Linked DNA regions of Homo sapiens: regions 1 and 2 are each linked to region 3. The links are chromatin contacts, found by Hi-C or POLR2A ChIA-PET in ENCODE. All regions are on one chromosome and are shown on one strand. The core of a region is the stretch at or near the end of the contact, and the rest is flanking DNA. Distances in the headings are between cores, read along the strand shown. Region 1 overlaps WNT3 (Wnt family member 3). Region 2 holds the start of CDC27 (cell division cycle 27). Region 3 overlaps GOSR2 (golgi SNAP receptor complex member 2).

Region 1 (2,630 bases), core at 131-2,630, 170 kb before region 3:
GGCCGAGCGCGCGTCCGGCCTGTTCTCGCGCGCATCCGCGAACTCCCTGGACACTAACACGCCGAAGTCAGCGTCCTCGCTGCAGCCGCCCCACTTCCAGCCTTCGCCAGGCGGCCCCTTATGATGCGAGTCACAGCCGCAAATGGTGGAGGTGCCCTCGGCGCAGGAGCGGGTGACGGCGAAGGCCACGCCGGCCGAGGCGATGGCGTGAACGAAGGCCGACTCGCGGGTGGCTGCGGGGAGGTCGTGGGGAGGCAGCACTCAGGACCCGGCCTGGGAGCGCCTGCCCTGCCTCCACCTCCCAGGCCAGGACGTGAGGGGAACGAGGCCAGGAAGAGTTGAAGAGCTCACCAGCCCTGAGGCAAGAGGGAGGCAGCTTCCCCACCCTCTTTGGCTGGTTTAGACCCAGTTGGGTATTCCCACTTCACCGATGAGCAAACTGAGGCCCTGGGCTGCTGATTAGCTCAGGACCTCAAATGCCACAGGGCAAAGCAGTGCCTGTTAGAAACAGGCGCCGACACCAAACCTCTGGCAGGTTGCTGCAGAGATAAGGCAGCCACTTCTGTCCTGGTCCCACACCCCCTGCCCTCCACCTTCCCAAAGTCCAGAGACCACCCTGCACAGGCCTGAGCCCTCCCACGCCTGAGTGAGATCCAGGTCTGTAAGGAGGGAGGCCTGGGAATCTACAGCCTAAACCTGCCCAGGCCCACCCCTTCCGCACGTGGATGCATAGGGACGGCCCCTCTCCTTTTCTCGGTCTCAGTCGCCCTTTTTGTAAAATGGACACGGCTTCCCTCCGCTCCTAGAGCCCCTCACCAGGAGGGCAGTGGCCCGTGCCTCAGTCTCCCCATCCCCATTCTCCTGCCCTCACGCCCAGGCACGGCCAACTCCCTCCCAGAAGGGTAGGGACACCGGGCAGTTCCCCTGGTTCTGTCCCAGGGTCCAGCGCAGGGAAAGGAGAGACTCTCAAGGGTGTGCTCCAGCCTCCTCACAACGGTCATCGTCTCTGCATGTGCTTCATTCACATGGAAAGTTTTACTCATTTTATAGATGTGGACATTGACGATTAGGGAGGCCAAGGCCTGCAAGACCTGCAGCCCAACCATCTCTCTCCTCATGGCAGGACCCGGGAGCCGGAGGTGACTCGCCACCTGACACAGGCTGTGAAACGCCGGGCCGGCCTAGTCGGCAAAATTGGTCATAAATGTGACCAAATTTATTTAGAAGCCAGGCGCCCGCCTCCCCTCCTGGGCTGTGGGCCGAGTGCTGCAAGAAGGAAGCCCGGGACCCCTCTTGGCTCCCGCGGCCGCTCTCCGCGGCCCCCACGCCCTCCTGCGCCACCTACAGAGGGGCCCGTCCCACTTCCAACGACGGGAGGGCGAAGAGTGCAGAGCTGGTCCCGCCCGCGCCCCGCGCCTGCGCTGCCAGGGCCGACCGAGGACGGCGGCAAGGGGGCCCGACGTCCCGCGTCCAGTTGTGCTCCCGGCCTCGGGGTCCCAGCCGCGCCGCTCACTCGCCCCAATCCTAGACGCCCCAGCCCTGGGGGCGCCTCGGGGAAGAGGGGCCGAGGGCGGGTTCACAGGGCGGGCGCCCCTCGTTTCCGGCCGGCCTGCGGCCTCTCGCGGCGGCAGCGGCGCCCGGGCCCCGGGCCGCGCTGGGTTCCCAGCCCCGGGAACGCGGGGGCGGCGGGGGCGGGGCGGGGATTAGCCTGGGAGCGGCGCTGACAGCCCCGCTGTGCCTTCCCCGTCCGGCGGGGCCCGCTGGGCCGCTCAATCCGCCTTTGTTCGCGCGGTGTCACACCGCATTACCCGCATAATGCGGCCGCCGGGCCCGGGCCGCCGGGCCGGCCGCCACCGCGTAGCAACGGGCGGCTCCCGCGGCCGGGCCGCGCCCCCGGCCCCGGCGCCGGGCCGCGAAATCCCCATTGAAGCGGCGCCCCCCGCCCCCGCGCCGCGCCGCGCCGCGCCGCGCCGAATGGCCAGAGGGCGTGTGAATGGCGCGGCGGCCGCGCGGTGGGGGGGCGGTGCTCGGGCGCTTTTCAGGCCGCCCAGGCCCCTCCGGCGCCCGCCCCCGCCCCTGCCCCCGCCCCCGCCTGGGGAAGCGCCTCGGGCCCGCCGCGCCGCCGCCGCGCCTCGCCCCTTCCGGCCGCCGACCCCGCCGCCCCCAGACTCGCGGAAGACGCGCGCCCCGGGCTGCCCGACCCGCTGCGCCCCGGGTCTCAAAGCGCGGGGCAGAGATTAACCCTTGGCCGCCCACGCGGCGGTGGTGTGGGGACTCGCCGGGGGCGGGGTGCAAACGTGGGGCCGGAGCTGGGCGCGAACCTGGGTTCAAGGTCCGGGCTCTGGGCACCGACCGGGGCGCGTATGCGCTCGCGGCGTCTTCCGGGATGCTCTCCTCGCCGCCGCCAGCAAATTCCCAAACTCTCGGGCACACATCGCCCCTCCCCCCGCAACCCAAACCTGTCCTCGGGCCATCTAGGGACCGGGGCGTGTGCCAGAACCTACGGTGGTGACTTAAAACGTTCAACGCGGAGTGAATGGGTAGCGCTCCCAGAGCCGCTTTCCCCTGGCTCTTGGCCGGAGACGGGAAGAGCGATCAGAGGTGACTCGCTTTTGGGGAGCGCGTCTAGA
Region 2 (2,700 bases), core at 93-2,592, 250 kb after region 3:
ATAATCTTACGTTTTATTAATTCAAACACTAATAGCTGCTATATGTAAACAGCTGGAGAAAAAAACCAAACTAGAAGAAATGAGTATTTCATGCTGTTTAGAAAAATGAAATAAATATGAAAGTAGTGATATATTAAAATATTTACTGTTTGATACCTCAAGCCTTTTAAGGGCAATATGAAGGAATTTCTAAAAATCAGTTTGCTTTATAACTTCAAAATAAAGTCCATGACTCAATGACAGCAGTTGATAGAGGTCAATTCTGATCAAGTTAAAGATCATATAGTGGGATGAAGTCTCCCAGACCTGGTCCATTACCAAGGCACAAAAGATACAGTTTCTCCAGATGTCAGGGGGGAAAATGACTTGGCACCGCATCACACACTTAAAATCCAATAGGGTTCCTTTAATGCAACACAGCACTGTGCGTCAAAGCATACCCTGGTGTAAAGGCAGTGAAATGGACAGAAACACCATTATTTGTGTTTCATTTCCTGAATGCCTTATAAACATGCACAACAAAATGCTCCTGATCCCCATCAGAGAGGATGAAAACAACCCAAATGTGCCCTTTCCACCTCCTCCCCTGGTATTGGTGCTTGCGCCTCAGCACTGAGGCTTGGAGTTGTCTTCTCAAACCATCATTGTCCGGTGGGAAATTCACCGAGAAAGGAAACGTGGGATAGGAAGTCTGTTACCAAAATAGAAATTAGTATTAAAAAGACCGATCCTACGCTCCCTCCACCCTCTCATACAAGACAAAATAAAAAAAACCTCCGTAAACTTGCCCTACCGTCACGAAGATCACACAAGCTCCGATCAAATGTGCTTCTCGATCATCTTTTAGGCAAGAGAGCGCTTGGGGTGCATTTTCGGCCCCTCATCTCCCACCCCCAGTCAAGCCAGGCCCCTGGACTGACAGGAAAGGCTGGCCGGACGTTGGCTCGGACGGGAAAGGCGGTTATTTTCGCCGAAGCCGCTCACGCTAAGGGTGAAGTAATGTAGGGCCAGAGGTAACACGGCTTAGGCTGTGGGCAAGGCCTCCGAACTGACTAAAGATAGGCAGGACACGGCAGCAGGGGAGGCGGGAGAAGCAGCCGGGCCTAGGCCGCACCAGGCCGCGGAGTGGCCCTACGCTGCTGCTTCCCGACCGAGGCTGCCAGCCAAGCCCCAGAGAAGAAGGTTATCATTACCTGGACGGGTTCCTGCAGCACCGTCATCCTCGAGGCTCAGGCCCACTTTCTGCAGTGCCTCAGGCCCCCCCTGTAGCGGCTCCGGCCCGGCCAGCCCCTGCTCATTTAAACTCACCAGCGACCGTTACCGGGGGATGGGGGAGGCCGAGCGATTGCCGAGTGCTTCCGAGCGGGACACGGGAATACCCGAAGTGGAGAAAGCCGAGCGGGAACCAGACGGAAAAGCCCGAAGGGAGTCGGAAATACCCGAGGTTGGTCGACGAGAGAGAAAACCGTTGCCGGAAATTGTCGAAGATTACCGGAAGCTACCGAGTCTGACCCAAAGCGTAGGTTTCTCTTCTCAGCCACGCCTTCAGCCACGCACACCACGCCCAATCGGCCGTCCCAGGGTTGGGCTACGCCAAATCTGCAACCAGCAGGCTGGGCGTGGCGTGACAGCGCGGGCGGGTAGCGTTACGTGGCGGGGCTGCAGTGTGGATTAGCCCCTCAGCCCTTTTGGATTAATTGGTGTGCTGTAGATTATGAAGCAAAGGGTGAAACAGCAGAGTTTGGGGCTGTCTTTAATGAATCAACAAGTATTTGTCTATTGAGTTTAGATCATTCGTCCATTCCAGAAGTATCTACTCACGGCTCTGGGGGAAAGCTAAAGAAATTTGGAAAGATTGCCACTCCCCAAAGACATAGGATAGCTTCTGTCTTCAAGGAGATTAAGGTCTATTTAAGGGAAAAGCAGTGTAACAGAGAACGCTATATTATATGGTGCCTATTATAAGTAATATAAAAATTCAGAGAGGGCAATTGTGATAAGATAAGGAAAGTTCTATGGAAGGAAAAAAAAGTTTAAAATGGAGTTTGAAGGATGGGTAAAATTAGAGGAAAAAGAAGTATAGGAAAGTGAAGGGAGGAAAAATGGGATCAGTCTGCTAAGAAGGCATTAATTGGAAATAGTTACTTAGGTGAAGAGATCATGGAAAAGCTCAATAGGCCATTAGAAATTTTTATTTTTGATAGGTGAGGCATTCCGCTGTGGTGGGAAGAGTAGGGGGTCGGAAATTCAGAGGCCTGGTTTTGAATTTTATCTTTAGCACTAACTAGTCATAGGTCCTTGGCAAATTACCTCTCTGAACTTATGTTCGCTTAGTTTGAAAAAAAAGGATTAAGAGAATTCGATGTATTATAAATGTGGCCGTGTCTAGCATGCAATGTAGACTCTCTCATATTTCCTTTCTGCTCCCCTTCTCCCCCCAAAAAGAGTGAACCAGGGGACTGTTTAAATTTTGTTTTTCAGCAGATGAGGAAACAGTTTTTGAAAGTTACTTTTCTAGTCAGGAGCTCTCTAGGCTAGATGTGAGAATCATGATATATTCCATTGCTTGGAAATTTCCCTTTGGGTGATGTTAGAGGGAGATATTTTTTCTTTCATTTTTAAAAACAAGGCTGACAGAGCTACACTGCATCCTTCTCCACCGCCTTGTCTTGTCACTGTATATATACTTATAGCCCCTAA
Region 3 (2,828 bases), core at 23-2,522:
CAGATCCCACCGTGGAGACATCTGTAGTGTGTATGTCCTTGTAACACTCTGTTTTCAGGGACTACAACCTTTTTCCTTCTGTGACCAGCCCCGGATTCAGGCTGTACTAATACCAGGTATATTGTGGAATTTAGTATAAAGGCCAATCTGTCCTGAAGTCCATCTAATGTGGTGAATCACTGAAAGTCTCAGAAAGACCTGGTTAGTGTATGTTCTCATTTACCACAGGCCTACCAGCCCTGGGCACAGCAGCTTCATGGCAAGACATAAAATGACACTCAAAATCCTTCAGATCTGGAAACCGGCTCAGTATTAACCCTACCTTTGGTTGTCCTGCCCTACCTGCTCTGTTAGTTTCTTGTTGCTTGAACTGTCTTCTGTCTTATTTCCCTTCCTTTCTGTGTTCCTCTTCACCTCTCTTGTTCCCCTCCCCGCTGCTCTGTAGTCATGTTGGTCCTTTCAGGCACCTCTGTGGCATAGCTCCCCTTTGGTAAGTTTTCTTAATTGTCATAGATTAACTGAGTTTCCTGGATGCTAATTTCACACTTTCGGTTGGAGGAGATCTCCATTGTTCCTACCCCTCCGGGCCAAATGGGCCCCAGGTTTCCAAGGAAGGAGCAATCTGTGACTCCTAAAATGGGTTGGGGCCCTGCCAGAGTTAAAGCAGTGACTGGAGGGTGGACTGGGGGGTTGCAGCATCTTTAGACCTAGATCTGTCTAACTCTGGGGAGGCACATTGACATTTCCATTACACACAGCACTGCTGCGGTGCCAGGGACCTAGCGCAGGACTTTTGGTAATCCATAAAATGGATTCTGAGACTGCGACGGCAAGGCTGTCCTGTCCCCCAGGCACCCAAGGATCCTGCCAGACAGCACACTTTGGAGGAAGGTCTGCAGGGAGCAGCTGAGCCATTTGTTCTTGAACTCTGGGAGGCAGAAGTCCCCGCACCCATCATGCGTGGACTGATAGGACATCTTTTCGTGGTGTGCACCAGTGCTTTCCACACTTGACAGTGGTTGGCTTTGATGAACCCTCATGCTGCACCTTCAGAGCCAGTCCTCTAGTTTGGAATAAAAATTGCAGAGGTGGTTTTTGGGTCTTTACCACCTGCGGCTGGTGGACAGCAGCCAGTGTGTCTGGACACCCAGGGGCATTGAGACTGCATGTTGTCACATGACCACTTCTCTTCACACATCTGCTTTCAGTGCCTGGTGAAAAATAGACCTTGGCCTAACAGTGTGACTCTCTCCACCGCCTCAGTGTAGGGAAGGGTCCAGGCCAGGGAAGGAGCACCCTCTAGTGGAGGCGGGGGTGAATTCTTAGGTCGAGCTGATGCAAGAAACTCCGGTAGCCAGCCTCTGTGACCTTGTACATGAGTTTGGTGTGCCTATTGTGATTTAAAACAGGTGGGTTATCAAGAGGAACTTGAGATCTCTTTATTACATGGACATTTACTTCAGGGGGACCACTGTAAGAAAAGCCAAACTCCAAGACCAAGTAAGTTAGAGGAGTCTTGATTTTTTAGACTTCACTGCGGAGTTCTGTACACCCTTTGCCCTGATGAATTTGAATGGGTTTGATTTGCAAATTTGGATTTACACCCATTGTTTTGGAAGCACATCAGCTGAATAAAGTTGAGGTTTATTTTATTTAGAAAATCACATTTTGTAAAAGAATTCGATATTCATTTTTATAACTAATGGCCCCCTTTTTTTATGTTTCTAGGCCAGAGATTCTCAAACACTGCTCCATGGCCAGGGGCTGGGCTGGCTGCTTCAGAAGCAGTGGGGAAGCTTTTTAAAATTACATATTCCTGGGGCCTACCCCAGATCTGAATTAGAACCTTTTTTAAATCTCTAAGGTGATTTTATTTTATTTTTTATTTTTGAGACAGTCTCGCTCTGTCACCCAGGCTGGAGTGCAGTGGCGCAATCTTGGCTCACTGCATCCTCTGCCTCCTGGGTTCAGGTGATCCTCATACCTCAGCCTCCTGAGTAGCTGGAACTACAAGTGTGTGCCACCATGTCTGGCTAATTTTTTTTTTTTTTTTGTATTTTTTAGTAGAGACAGGGTTTTACTATGTTGACCAGATTGGTCTTAAACTCCTGGCCTCAAGTGATCTGCCTGCTTCGGCCTCCCAAAGTTCTAGGGTTACAGGTGTTAGCCACTGTACCTGGCCTCTAAGGTGATTCTGATGTGTGTATTTTGGAACCACTGTCTCCTAGACAGAAAGCTTCTGTCTCAAAGATGATCACATTGGTGTAAAGAGCAAAACTTGTTAAGTCCAAAATAAATTCTTACTGTTTATATCCTACCTTAGTCCAAAAAAGATTTGAGGAGACTTTGAGGAAATAACTGAAACAGATACAAAGAAGTGAGGCACAAGAACAAATCAAGTCAGTGTAGAATGTCGACATCAGGACAAGGAACTCAAACGTTGTAACACCCTAAGAAATGTTTGGGGAACCCTAATTTGACTTTCAGCTCCAGTAGCCAAAGCAAAGAAAGAAACGTCATCTGTTACTGTCTCAACCGGGGGGTGACATTTTCTCAAGGGAAAGCCTAGGCCCTTCATAAACAGCTTGCCTGTAGGCCTCACGGAGGTCAGACAGGGATTTTCCTGGCTCCATCCCTGCCAATCTGAAACCCTCTCACTTATGTTCTCCATCATTTATCCTCATTATGCAGACAAGGGGCTGAGCTGTGGTGACTGTGAAGGCCTCACAGGAGTCCGAGAGGAGCTGGCCCCTCATCCAGCTTGGAACCATGGGCCCACTTAATCTCCCACACTTCTCGTGGGGTGCTCTGCTGGGGTCTGGGGGGAT

Evidence for each region. Hi-C counts contacts between places; a loop is a spot of excess contacts on that map. ChIA-PET counts read pairs that join two places held with the same protein, here RNA polymerase II (POLR2A). Pooled maps may share reads with other maps.
Region 1: a pooled map shows a loop between it and region 3 (3-fold over the local background). The contact joins two enhancer-like sites. A Hi-C loop is called at or near these places in 1 of 168 maps with a recorded cell type or tissue (PC-9), 1 of 37 single-sample maps with no recorded cell type and 3 of 50 pooled maps. POLR2A ChIA-PET finds 5 or more read pairs at or near these places in 2 of 52 experiments (PC-9 and RWPE1).
Region 2: a loop to region 3 is called in a pooled map, with 4 times the contacts of the local background. The contact joins the promoter of CDC27 here to the enhancer-like site in region 3. A Hi-C loop is called at or near these places in 4 of 50 pooled maps. POLR2A ChIA-PET finds 5 or more read pairs at or near these places in 3 of 52 experiments (GM12878, H1 and activated T-cell).

Annotation. Positions count from the first base shown.
Region 1 is chr17:46,769,816-46,772,445 of GRCh38, forward strand. It overlaps WNT3 (Wnt family member 3), which reads right to left. Exons shown (of 5, transcript NM_030753.5): 3 at 1-233. It also overlaps a transcript of LRRC37A2 not described here. Among named protein-coding and RNA genes, the nearest start is that of WNT3, 48 kb to the right of the region's middle. RefSeq lists an enhancer at 2,188-2,630. Within about 2 kb of position 1,381, at least 15 of the 41 ENCODE cell types and tissues checked have a DNase peak (open chromatin) inside an H3K27ac peak, as active enhancers do.
Region 2 is chr17:47,187,953-47,190,652 of GRCh38, forward strand. It overlaps CDC27 (cell division cycle 27), which reads right to left and starts at 1,343. Exons shown (of 19, transcript NM_001256.6): 1 at 1,194-1,343. The coding sequence starts at 1,220. It also overlaps a transcript of MYL4 not described here. RefSeq lists a silencer at 868-917 and enhancers at 951-1,547, 1,078-1,267.
Region 3 is chr17:46,939,704-46,942,531 of GRCh38, forward strand. GOSR2 (golgi SNAP receptor complex member 2) reads left to right here. Exons shown (of 6, transcript NM_004287.5): 6 at 1-2,317. It also overlaps a transcript of LRRC37A2 not described here. Among named protein-coding and RNA genes, the nearest start is that of GOSR2, 18 kb to the left of the region's middle. Within about 2 kb of position 1,273, at least 2 of the 41 ENCODE cell types and tissues checked have a DNase peak (open chromatin) inside an H3K27ac peak, as active enhancers do.